Linked DNA regions of Homo sapiens: all the other regions are linked to region 1. The links are chromatin contacts, found by Hi-C in ENCODE. All regions are on one chromosome and are shown on one strand. The core of a region is the stretch at or near the end of the contact, and the rest is flanking DNA. Distances in the headings are between cores, read along the strand shown. Region 1 holds the start of VPS39-DT (VPS39 divergent transcript). Region 2 holds the start of UBR1 (ubiquitin protein ligase E3 component n-recognin 1). Region 3 holds the start of CDAN1 (codanin 1).

Evidence for each region. A loop is a pair of places that touch in the nucleus more often than their neighbours do. Pooled maps may share reads with other maps.
Region 2: a pooled map shows a loop between it and region 1 (7-fold over the local background). The contact joins the promoter of UBR1 here to the promoter of VPS39-DT in region 1. A Hi-C loop is called at or near these places in 6 of 50 pooled maps.
Region 3: a map of CD8-positive, alpha-beta T cell shows a loop between it and region 1 (4-fold over the local background). The contact joins the promoter of CDAN1 here to the promoter of VPS39-DT in region 1. A Hi-C loop is called at or near these places in 1 of 168 maps with a recorded cell type or tissue (CD8-positive, alpha-beta T cell) and 5 of 50 pooled maps.

What each region holds. Positions count from the first base shown.
Region 1 is chr15:42,206,779-42,210,219 of GRCh38, forward strand. It overlaps VPS39-DT (VPS39 divergent transcript), which reads left to right and starts at 1,623. Exons shown (of 3, transcript XR_932181.3): 1 at 1,623-1,906; 2 at 1,986-2,139. VPS39 (VPS39 subunit of HOPS complex) reads right to left here and starts at 1,526. Exons shown (of 25, transcript NM_015289.5): 1 at 1,303-1,526. The coding sequence starts at 1,375.
Region 2 is chr15:43,104,547-43,107,987 of GRCh38, forward strand. It overlaps UBR1 (ubiquitin protein ligase E3 component n-recognin 1), which reads right to left and starts at 1,492. Exons shown (of 47, transcript NM_174916.3): 1 at 1,396-1,492. The coding sequence starts at 1,476. RefSeq lists an enhancer at 1,311-1,590.
Region 3 is chr15:42,735,286-42,738,726 of GRCh38, forward strand. It overlaps CDAN1 (codanin 1), which reads right to left and starts at 1,843. Exons shown (of 28, transcript NM_138477.4): 1 at 1,728-1,843; 2 at 1,017-1,495; 3 at 590-793; 4 at 225-394; 5 at 1-89. The coding sequence starts at 1,817. RefSeq lists silencers at 1,070-1,359, 1,450-1,589, 1,780-2,029.

The DNA of each region.
Region 1 (3,441 bases), core at 373-2,872:
CTGTCCCAAGCAAAGAGAATGGCCCGTGTAGCCACCTAATAAGTATATCTGATGAAGCAATGGGGGAATTAATCCTTTCATGCAGTGTCAGGTCTTTCATTTAAAAACTTTTTCTCCTCCTCTATTTAAATGTTTAATGAGAGCATTTAATGACAGAAATTGGTTTTCTTGAGATGTCTGGAGGAAGTAGGATTCTCCTCTTAACCCAAAGGACTAGAACTGCTTACTGTGGAGGTATGATTTTAAAGAGACCCAGAGCTGCTAAAGGAGGAAGGGTGCACATTAACATGAAAATTCTTCGTGAAAGAACCCTACAGAAGAAGTCATCAAGAACTCTGCAAGGATGACTCGGTGACACTGTGAACAGCTGACGCACATGGTATCAGACACCACCAAGATTCCATAAGGCCCATCATGGTTACCTATCTAGCTCAGTATAAGATCTGATTAAGGGATCTGAATCATCTTTTTATGGTCCTTGATTTCTAGGACCTAAACATTAAGAGGAAAGTTAGAAATGATTTCCTTGGTCTTTGGCGGCTGGTATCAAACCAGTCACTCACGGATAAGAGCACAATGTTCACCGTTATCCCTGAAACCTTCATTTGTATTTCAGAGCACACAAGAGATGTCTGTCCCGGCCTTCTGCACTAGTCAATCCCAAAAGGACTATGCTAGTTTTTATGGGTTAGGTTTCAAGACAGTCTGGAAACTCTTCCGCCTACAGTTAGGTAACTTGGACACTTTGGATATAAGGTAATCAACCGCTTGGCTAGATTCAAAGGTTAGCTAACTACATGAGTTCCCTACAGGAATGAGAAATGAACGAATGATCACTAAGGGGAAAAAAAAGCATATGGTGTTAACTTGTTCAATGCCCCCAAAACCAGGGTTGACTTTCATCTAGAAAACAACACAAACATCTGGACAACTTCAAGCCCCTGGCAGGCTGAGAACTTCTTACTGCTTTGACCCTCTAAAATGAAGTCTTCGTGGGAATCAAAATGGGCCAAAGCTGAGCACAACTAAAAAGGAAAGCTCATCCTCCCACTCTGCACAGAGAGCAAAAGCAAGGGGAACTCCCCTAAATGACTGGATCACTGGGATCACCCAAGTAGCCCCACAGACATCGATGTCTATAGCCGGTGGTCATCTCTCTGCCTTCTCTCATCCTAAGCCCCTCTCGTGTAGCATCCAACCGAAGCCCACACGGATGGACGCCTGTCCACTTCCCCGGCCTCAGAAAAGATCCGGACCGCTCCTGTGCTGACTCCGCCTCGGCCCCGCGGCCCCTCGGCTCACCCCAGGCAGCCAGACAGTCGATTTGCAGAGGCAGCTTTTCTAGGATCGGCACTGGCTCGAAAGCGTCGTGCATGGCGGCAAGGGGAGAGTTGCCACCGCCGTCTCGCCCAGAGTGTTCCGGGCCGGGCTGGGGTCCGGAACGAGTCTGGGCTAAGGGTAGACCGGGATCCGGCCAGGAACCCCCCGGCTACAGGCCCTTCAACAACACAGCCATCGTCAACCCCGGACTTCCTGCTAGTTAGGCCCGCCTCTTCCGCAGCCGAAGTCCCGCCCCTTCCTCCCGGTGCACTCTAAATGAATTGTTTTGTTGCTGAGTTGCCATCGTCACTCTGGACCCATAGCTACTCCATCCCGAGTAGCCATGGGCTTACCATAGAAGGAACAAACTCTTAATCTTAGAACTGCTTTAGGCAGTGGGCGTGATGGTTAAAAACTCGGCCTTTGGCGTCGACCTCAGACGGAGATCTACCAATTAGGAAATTAGCTGTGATTTAGAAAATTTAATATTTCGATGCCATACTTTCCTAATCTGCAAAATTTTTGTAAATACCTGTGACCTAGTGTCGTGAGCGCTTAGCAACACCTGACACCCACTAAGCTCTCAGTAAGTGGTAGCTTTAGTATTACCATTATATCCCAATTAGTACAAGCACCTTACCTTAATGCTTTCATGGTTGTTCTAGGCCAGTGGTTCTGAAAGTGGTTCTAGACCAGCAACAACAGCAGTAGCAGCAGCACCTGTGAACTTGTTAGAAATGCAAAGTTTCAGGCCCATTCCAGTTCTACTGAATCTGAAACTCGAAGGGAACAGCAACCTATGTTTTAATAAACCCCAAGGTGAGTCCATGCACTTAAAAGCTTGAGAACCACCATTTTAGGTTAGGGTTGTTCAGCGATAGCACTACCGGCATTTAGGACAGGATAATTTCTTGTTGGGGGAGGGGGCATGTTCTGTACAATGTAAGATGTTTAACAGCATCCCTAACTTCCACCCACCAAATGCCAGTTATCTTCCCCACAGAGGTATAAAAATGTCTCTTTTCCGTATGTCCTCTGGGAGGCAAAATTACCCTGAGAACCACCATTTGAGGCCAATGCTTTTCAAATTTAACGTGCATACAAATCACCTAGAGACATTGTTAAAATGCCTCTTTTGATTCAGTAGGACCAGAGTAAGACCCTCAGTTGAGCACCAAAAATCTCCCAGATGTTGCTGGTCCCTGGATCACATTTTGAGTAGCAAGAGTTTAGGCAAGAGATGATTCACTAACTCTTGGAAGTCAGTGAAATAAGCCTCCTTTTAATTTGATGACCACATTCCTACCAATTCAACTTTCCAAAGCTGTGTCTTACATCCTAATATTCCTTTAGGAAGGTGTCATGGCTTTTCCTCCTATAGGACCTGGGACCTGTACTGTCTGCGGTTACCTTAGTATTCCCCTTGAAGACTTAAAAAACAACAAAGTTTGGGCTGCAAGAATGATCTATATCTGGTCATTTCCCCCTAGGAAAACATCGTAGGTCAAAAAATTAAGCATTTGGGTTTAAAGCAAAAATGTAAAAGAAAAAGGGTAAGTCTGTGATATGAAGTCAAAAAAACTGGTCCTGGTCATTTTATTTTTACACAATATCAGTTTCTTCATATGTAAATTAGGAATACTTGTCCCATCTTTACCAAATGCTGTTCTGATAATCAAGTGAAAAGTACTTTCAAGTAGTCAAAAACATGAAAATTGCTACACAAATCCTGTGTTATAGCTGATTTTCACCATAGAAGCTGATCACCTTCTTAAAAATTTAGAATTACCAGCTGTTGTGCTGGAAGGTCTAGTACCTTTTCGTTCAGGCCCAAAACCCTAAGGTTTATATTGTTTTACAGATTACTGCAAAGCTATCAATTTCTTCTGAACCTAAGAAATGACACACTATATCTATTCCCAGTAATACAGAAAGCTGTAAGTAGAATTATCAGGGCCCAGGCTATAGAACTTGAACTATACACTCCCGCTTAACACAATGGGCTTTTTTTTTTCCTAGTCTCAAGTCAACATCAAAGCAGCCTAAAAAAATAATTTGACCAACTATCCTGCTGCATTACAACTATTATTCATCTGCTACGTTTTAATATGCAATAGCAGC
Region 2 (3,441 bases), core at 242-2,741, 900 kb after region 1:
CATAGTCAGTGGCCAAATCCTTTTTCCAACTCCCTCCCTACCTTGTTCCTACCTCCTAGACAGTCTCTTCAGTCCCTGGAGTTGACTCATGCCGTAGCTCCCTCTGTAGTTCCCTCTGTTCTCGCATAAAACAATGTTCAATTGTATGCAGGGTTAAAAAAAAAAACAAAAAACCTTCAAGAATGCTTTTAATCTGTAATCCCAGCACTTTGGGATGCCGAGGCAGGTGGATCACCTGAGGTCAGGAGTTCGAGATCAGCCTGGCCAACATGGTGAAACCCCGTCTCTAATAAAAATAAAAATAAAAAAAATTAGGCAAGCATGGTGGCAGGCACCTGTAATCCCAGCTACTCAAGAGGCTGAGGCAGGAGAATTCCTGAACTCGGGAATTTGCAGTTCAATTCCTGAACTCGGAAGGTTGCAGTGAGCCGAGATTACACCACTGCACTTCAGCCTGGGCAACAAGAGCAAAACTCTGCCTCAAAAAATAAATAAAATAAAATAATGTTTTTATTAAACTACAAGCCAAAGAAACTTCAGAAAAAATGTGTATATCCCAAATCTCTAAATGCTGCTATTTAGAAAGACAAACTAATAAAACATCATGCGGTGACAGATATTTGAATATTTTCTACATATCTCCACACTAGATGCCCTGGGCATCCAGAACATTCCCTAACATTGCCCCCTACTCTTATCTTCCTCGGCAGCTTTCTCCCTGTAGCTAGTGACTCAAATTTGTTCACTATCTGTGCCTTCCCATTCTTTCAAAATGCAAGAGCAAAGTATAGATTCCGACATCAATTAATGGTATTGCTCTGGCTTGAAATGTTTGGGAGTCCTTTCTTCACCTTTAAAAAGTAGCGACAGATGATGGGTTTCTCCACTGAGGGTTAGGCCTGGGGTTCCCAAGATGCTATACGCAAGGACAATTACTACACCTCACATCTAGACATGACTTGACAGTAGCAGCACTACCTACCAATATCAGGTCCCGGCCAGCAGGCTATGCAATAAAATACCAGGTGCTGCGTTCCCATCATCAAGAGTAAAGGGTTAGTACTGCTTCTATACGAAAATGGCTCTTGCTCCAACCCCGCCTCGGCCCCCACATCAAACCGTCTAATAACATCACTGGTTCTTTCTACTTCAGAATAGAGACATGCACACTTGAGATCATCAAGAATAATACATAACAAAGTCATTATATTCCGTAGACTTGGCTGGCAGAAATGTGGGTTGCGACTAACTTTTTATTCGGTGGCTTCCTTCCAGATCAATCCAGATAACTCCCCCTCCCCAGAGCCGCCATAAGGGGTGAAGCCCCACATCCTCCTAAGCGCAGTAGGGAGGGACCGGGGGGAGGACAAAAGAGACTTGCCTATAGGGACTTACAGATGCCAGACGCTGAGGGGTCTGGGGTAACTCCGCGCTGATTTCCATCCTCTCAGTACCTCCAGCCTCCTCGTCCGCCATCTTGAGGGAAACTGACGCCTGCAGTTGCCGACCCCCGGCCAGAGGCAAGCGGAAACCTGTGGCCGGTCGGAGAGACAGGGACGACACTTTTACGACGGCCCCTGAAGTCGGGTTTGACGCAGACTCGAGGAGTGGCTTCCGGCCCGCTTCCCGGAAGCAAGCGTCACGACGTGAAGGGACTGGAGATTTTTTTTTTCCCCTCTAATTTATCAGGCGTAGCTCTTGGTAGCTGAATGGTTGTATATCTGGGTTTGGTGCTGGGAACTGTTGCATCTACGAGGTAAAAAAAACAAAGTCAGCGTCCATTATGAAAGGAAGAAAACTTGTCGGGGGCTAAAGCAAGAACCTGTCCTAGCTGGCCGGTTGTTGGCCTGGGGATGTTTTGTATCCCAACCTCCCTGCAGTAGTTCCCCAGAGCCTACAAAATGAAAAAGAAAGTACTCACACATCTTCTATTTTTAGGATTCTACCCCGTGGGCACTTGCACATGTGTACAAAAAAAGCTCGGGATCCAGCTTTATTGGGGGACACGGGGGGAAATAACAAAAAATTGGAAACCTAGTCATTCATCGATAGAGGAAAGACAAGATATACTATGGTACATTCGCATTTTGAAATACTGTGCAGCTCTTGAGCAAGATAAATCTGCGTGAAAAGATCAAGATAAATTGAGAGAAAAAAAAGCCAAGTTGCTGCAAACTATATATTTGCACACATAGGCATTTAAATGTGAAGGAGTAAGTCTGAAAGGGGAAAGGGCAAAGTAGTAACTCTGAGGGCCAGGATTCGGATTGGAGGAAGAAGGTGGTCAAGAGCTACTTTACCTTCATTTGTATTTTAAATTTTTTACAAAACAAATAATTTTAAAGTATATTTTTAACAAAGGGAAGAAAATAAAGCTCCAAACAATGTGAAAAGTAGAGGAGGCTTTCCAAATGCTGTGGTCCACCTTGATTTATAGAACTTTCCTGCCTAAACAATGTTTCTGCTCAAATGAACTACTTCCTGGGTGCTAAAATACTGTTTTTCCAGCCTTTTTTGCCCAACAACCACAATAAATACATTTTACATCTTATCACGGTACACCTATACAAAATTAAATGGGTATATATAGAATATGTATATATATACTGAAACTTAAATTTTCTGAAACAATACTTCCAATATGTCATATTTTCTATTCAATTGCAATATGTTTATGCATTTAAGCCAAAATACTGGTTGTAGTTATTAAAGTGATACTATAACCCACAATAGGTATTGTCCCACATTTTGATAAAAATTGCCCTAAAAGTTACCTTGTCCCTTCCTGTCTCTATGCTTTTACTTCTGTAGTTCTCTTATGCTACCCCACGCTCTTCTCTTTTTCTTCTTTCATTCCTAGATAAATGAAATAGACTAGAACGTTCAGAAATAGGTCGGGGCAGTGGCTCACGCCTGTAATCCCAGCACTTTGGGAGGCCAAGGTGAGTGGATCACCTGAGGTCAGGAGTTCGAGACCAGCCTGGACAACACAGTGAAACCCCATGTCTATTAAAGATACAAAAATTAGCTGGGTGTGGTGGCAGGTGCCTGTAATCCCAGCTACTCAGGAGGCTGAGGCAGGAAAATTGCTTGAACCCAGGAGGTAGAGTTTGCAGTGAGCCAAGATCATGCCACTGGCACTCCAGCCTGGGCTACAAGAGCAAAACTCTGTCTCAAAAAAAAAAAAAAAGAAAAAGAAAAAACAGAAAATAAAAAGAAATAATAGCCACTTATCAACATCTTAATGTAATCAAAGCACTAGTATATTAATAACACTAGCTATATATTAATAACAATCCTTTAGGTAGATGTTACTACTTCTATTTTACTGTCATGAGAAACTGAGAAAACTGAAGTTTAGAGAAGTTACATAATTTGGTTAGGGACATGCAGCTTCCAAGTGACACAGCAGATATTCAGCCAGCACAATGGCTCACCCCT
Region 3 (3,441 bases), core at 593-3,092, 530 kb after region 1:
GTCGCTGTCCTTGGCAGTCACCATCCTCCGGGCAGTGAGGAGCTGAAAGACGAAGAAAAGCTCCAAGAAGAGGTTTGGTACCAGGTTCTCTAGATAGATACAAAAAGAAAGCCCATGGTATGGGCACCATTTGGAGCCAAGGCTCAGTTCCAAGTGCCTTACCAATTCTCTTACCCATAAGTTCTACAAGTGTCTCCACTCCCGCTCCCTCCGCTCTCACTCACCAGCAATGCACGAGGAGTAAACAAGGGCTACAAGCTCCAGGCGCTGGCGGGAAGACACTCTGGCAGGGTCTGCAGGTTCATCTGTGAGGCTTCCTGTCCGGCTGGGGAGGGGCGACCCCAATTCTGGGGTGGGACAGGTGGGGGTAGGTGACTGCTGCAGCTGCTTAGAGCTATGGAATAAAGAAATTTCATGAGCAGTCAGCTTGGCTTCCCTGCTACGGCCACACTCAGGTCACTCCAGAGAAGATACCAACAGCCCAGGAGACAAACCCAGAGTCCCCAAGAGGGAAATCAATTTCAGGGAAAACCCCTGAAGATCCCCCACAGCGAGGAAACCGATATCCCCAGGAGCGGCCAGGCCATACCGCTCCTTCCTGAGCATCTCTCGCTCCTCTTGCAGACTTCTGCACCCTGGGGGAAGGCCAAGGCCCCAAGGGCTAGTGTCCAGGGCTGAGGGTTGGGAACTGGGGACACAGCTGATTGGGGGTGAGGTGAAGCAGGTCTTGGGCTTGGAGAGTGACCGCTCTTCGCTCACCGGAGTTGGGTTGATCCTGCGAGAAGGCTTCGTCCTGCTGAGAGTAGCCACAGGTTTTTCTCAAATTCCTATCTTCAAACATCTCCCCTCCACCACCGCAACAGCTAGACCTCTTGCCAAAAAACCCCACAAAAACCCTCACCATCACCCCCAGCCTTCTACCCATCCTGGCGCTCCACTGCGGAGCGCCGAGCTCGAATGACTGACTCCCCAGAGCCTTCGTGGTACCCATCTCCTGCATGAGAGCTGAGTCTCACCCTGTAGGGCCGGGGGGAACCGAGCCTACGGGAGGGAACTCCTCCAGGTTGCTGAGGTTTGGCGGATCAGACAGCGTGAGGCTGGGGCGGCTGGGGCTGCCAGAGCCCCTAAGCCTCCGGCCCCCGGCTCCGGGCAGGCTCTCCCCGCTGACCCCCTCCTCCAGGCCGCGGCCTCCACGCTCGCGGGCCGGCCCCGGGCCCCGCCTCCTGCCCCCGCGGCGGGCCAGAGGGGCCTCGGCAGCGGTGCTCTGGGCCTCGGTCGGAGGGAAAAGCTGGCTGCGCGCCCCGCGGCTACCCCGCGGCGGGCCTCCCGGCCTCCCTGGCAAGGCTGCCGAGGCGCCCGGGGTCTTGGCGGGGGTCGGGGGCCCCTGCGGGAGGACGCGGCTGCTCTGCTCCCTCAGGAAGTTCAACAGGAACGGTACGAATTCTTTCCGCAGGGCCCGGAGTGAGCTCAGCGCGGCCGCCTCCCCAGCGTTATCCTAGGGCAGAAGCACAGGTGGAGGGGCGAGAGGGTCAGCCGCCGGCCCGCGGGCCGTGAGCAGCCGGGGCCGTAGGGCGCGCCTCGGGTGGGCGGCCCGGGCAGCGGCGCCCAGTTGGAGTGCACTCGGCCCGGCTGGCAGCCAGGCGCCCTAGAGGAAGGGGACTGGAGGGCTGGACTCCACTGCGGGAACCGGCTTCGAGTCAGACCTGGGGGCGTGTCACCGCTGTTACCTCCGAACCCTGGGTGCTGCGCGCGATCCACCGCACGACGGCTGCGACCGACACCTCTTCTCGCAGCAGCGACTCCAAAACGGCCGCCATCCCGGTCGGGGCGCTCTGGGGCGACTGCGCAGGCGCCGGCGCGCCGCGGGCGGCCAGGGAGGGGCGGGGCCGGCGGCGGGGAACGACCGTTGGGTCGCGGGATGGGGAGGGACCCGGCTGGCGGGGCGGGGCGGAGCCGGCTGTTGCCCAGACCCACGGAGTCAAGGCCTCGCTGAGTCCTCAACCCCGGCCGAGAGGCCGGTTGTTAGGAGGTGAAATGTGGATCACAGCGCCTGGGGAGGCCCACCTTGGCTGCCCGCCCTGGAGCGACCTGAAGGGAGGGATTCGAGCTGGGAGTGGGGCTGCCGCGGGTCGGACGCCCCTCTAGGGAGACCCAGGACCCGGGAGAGAGGTAGAGGGGAGCAGAGACAGCCACCAGCTTCTATCTTCTGCTCTAAGCACATTCTTTCACGAGTTTAAGTTTCCTAGATCCAACTGGCACCACCCCAGAGAAATTATAATCTAATCTTTCATTTTGACTTTGTTCTTCTCAAAGGCCGATTTTTCAATCCCTTGGCCGAGCAGTACCCATCGGCTTTTCAGCGCTCACCATCAACTGACCATTTAGGAAAGAATTATTTCTAGGAGGTTCTTAATAATCCCCAAGCCACAACCCTTAAAGTGCCTCGGGCCACCCTGCACACAGAATTGCTTGTATGTAGCTTTATTTACTTAAGTGGGTTTACATGAGGTTAATATTTCAACTACTTTGCAGTTTAGATGTCAGTAAGCATATCATGATTAGCTTCTGGGAGCTTGAGGTTTGTATTTTTGGGTTTGGTGTTTTTTGTTTTTGTTTTGTTTTTTTTGAGACAGGGTCTTGCTCTGTTGCCCAGGCTGGAGTGCAGTGGCGTGAGCACGGCTCACTGCAGCCTTGGCCTCCTGGGCTCAAGCAATCCTCCCGACTCAGCCTCCCTAGGGCTATAGCCCAGCTAATGTTTTGGCCGGGAGAGGGCAGCAGATCCAAAGTGCTGGGATTATAGGCGTGGGCCACCACGCCCGGCCTGAGTAATTTCTTAATCTCCTTTATTTAATTTTATTTTGAGATGGAGTCTCGCTCTGTCACCCCCGGGGCTGGAATGCAGTGGGAGGCAGAGGTGGGCGGATCACGAGGTCGAGAGATGGAGACCATCCTGGCCAACATGGTGAAACCGTGTCTCTAATAAAAATACAAAAATTAACTGGGCGTGGTGGCACGCGCCTGTAGTCCTAGCTACTGGGGAGGCTGAGGCAGGAGAATCGCTTGAACCTGGGAGGCGGAGGTTGCAGTGATCCAAGATCACGCCACTGCACTCCAGCCTGGGTGACAGAGCGAGACTCCATCTCAAAAACAAAACAAAACAAAAAAACCTGAGAGAGGATTTTGAAGGTTGCTGCTCAGTGACAAATCAAGCAAGGGAATCCAAGCGGAGAAAAACAGATGGCACGAACATTCCATGTCAAACCAAACCAGGAGGGGTGAGGCAGTGCCCTTGTGAATGCCTCCTGAGAGTTGCTCTGGTTCAAAGGAAGGTTACGGGCGGAAGGATGAGGGTGGGGGTGCAGGAATCTCTCTAGTGGCAGAAGGGGTATTTCCTATGGAGAAGGAAAAAGTACCTCCAGCCAGACAGAATAATGGACTAAA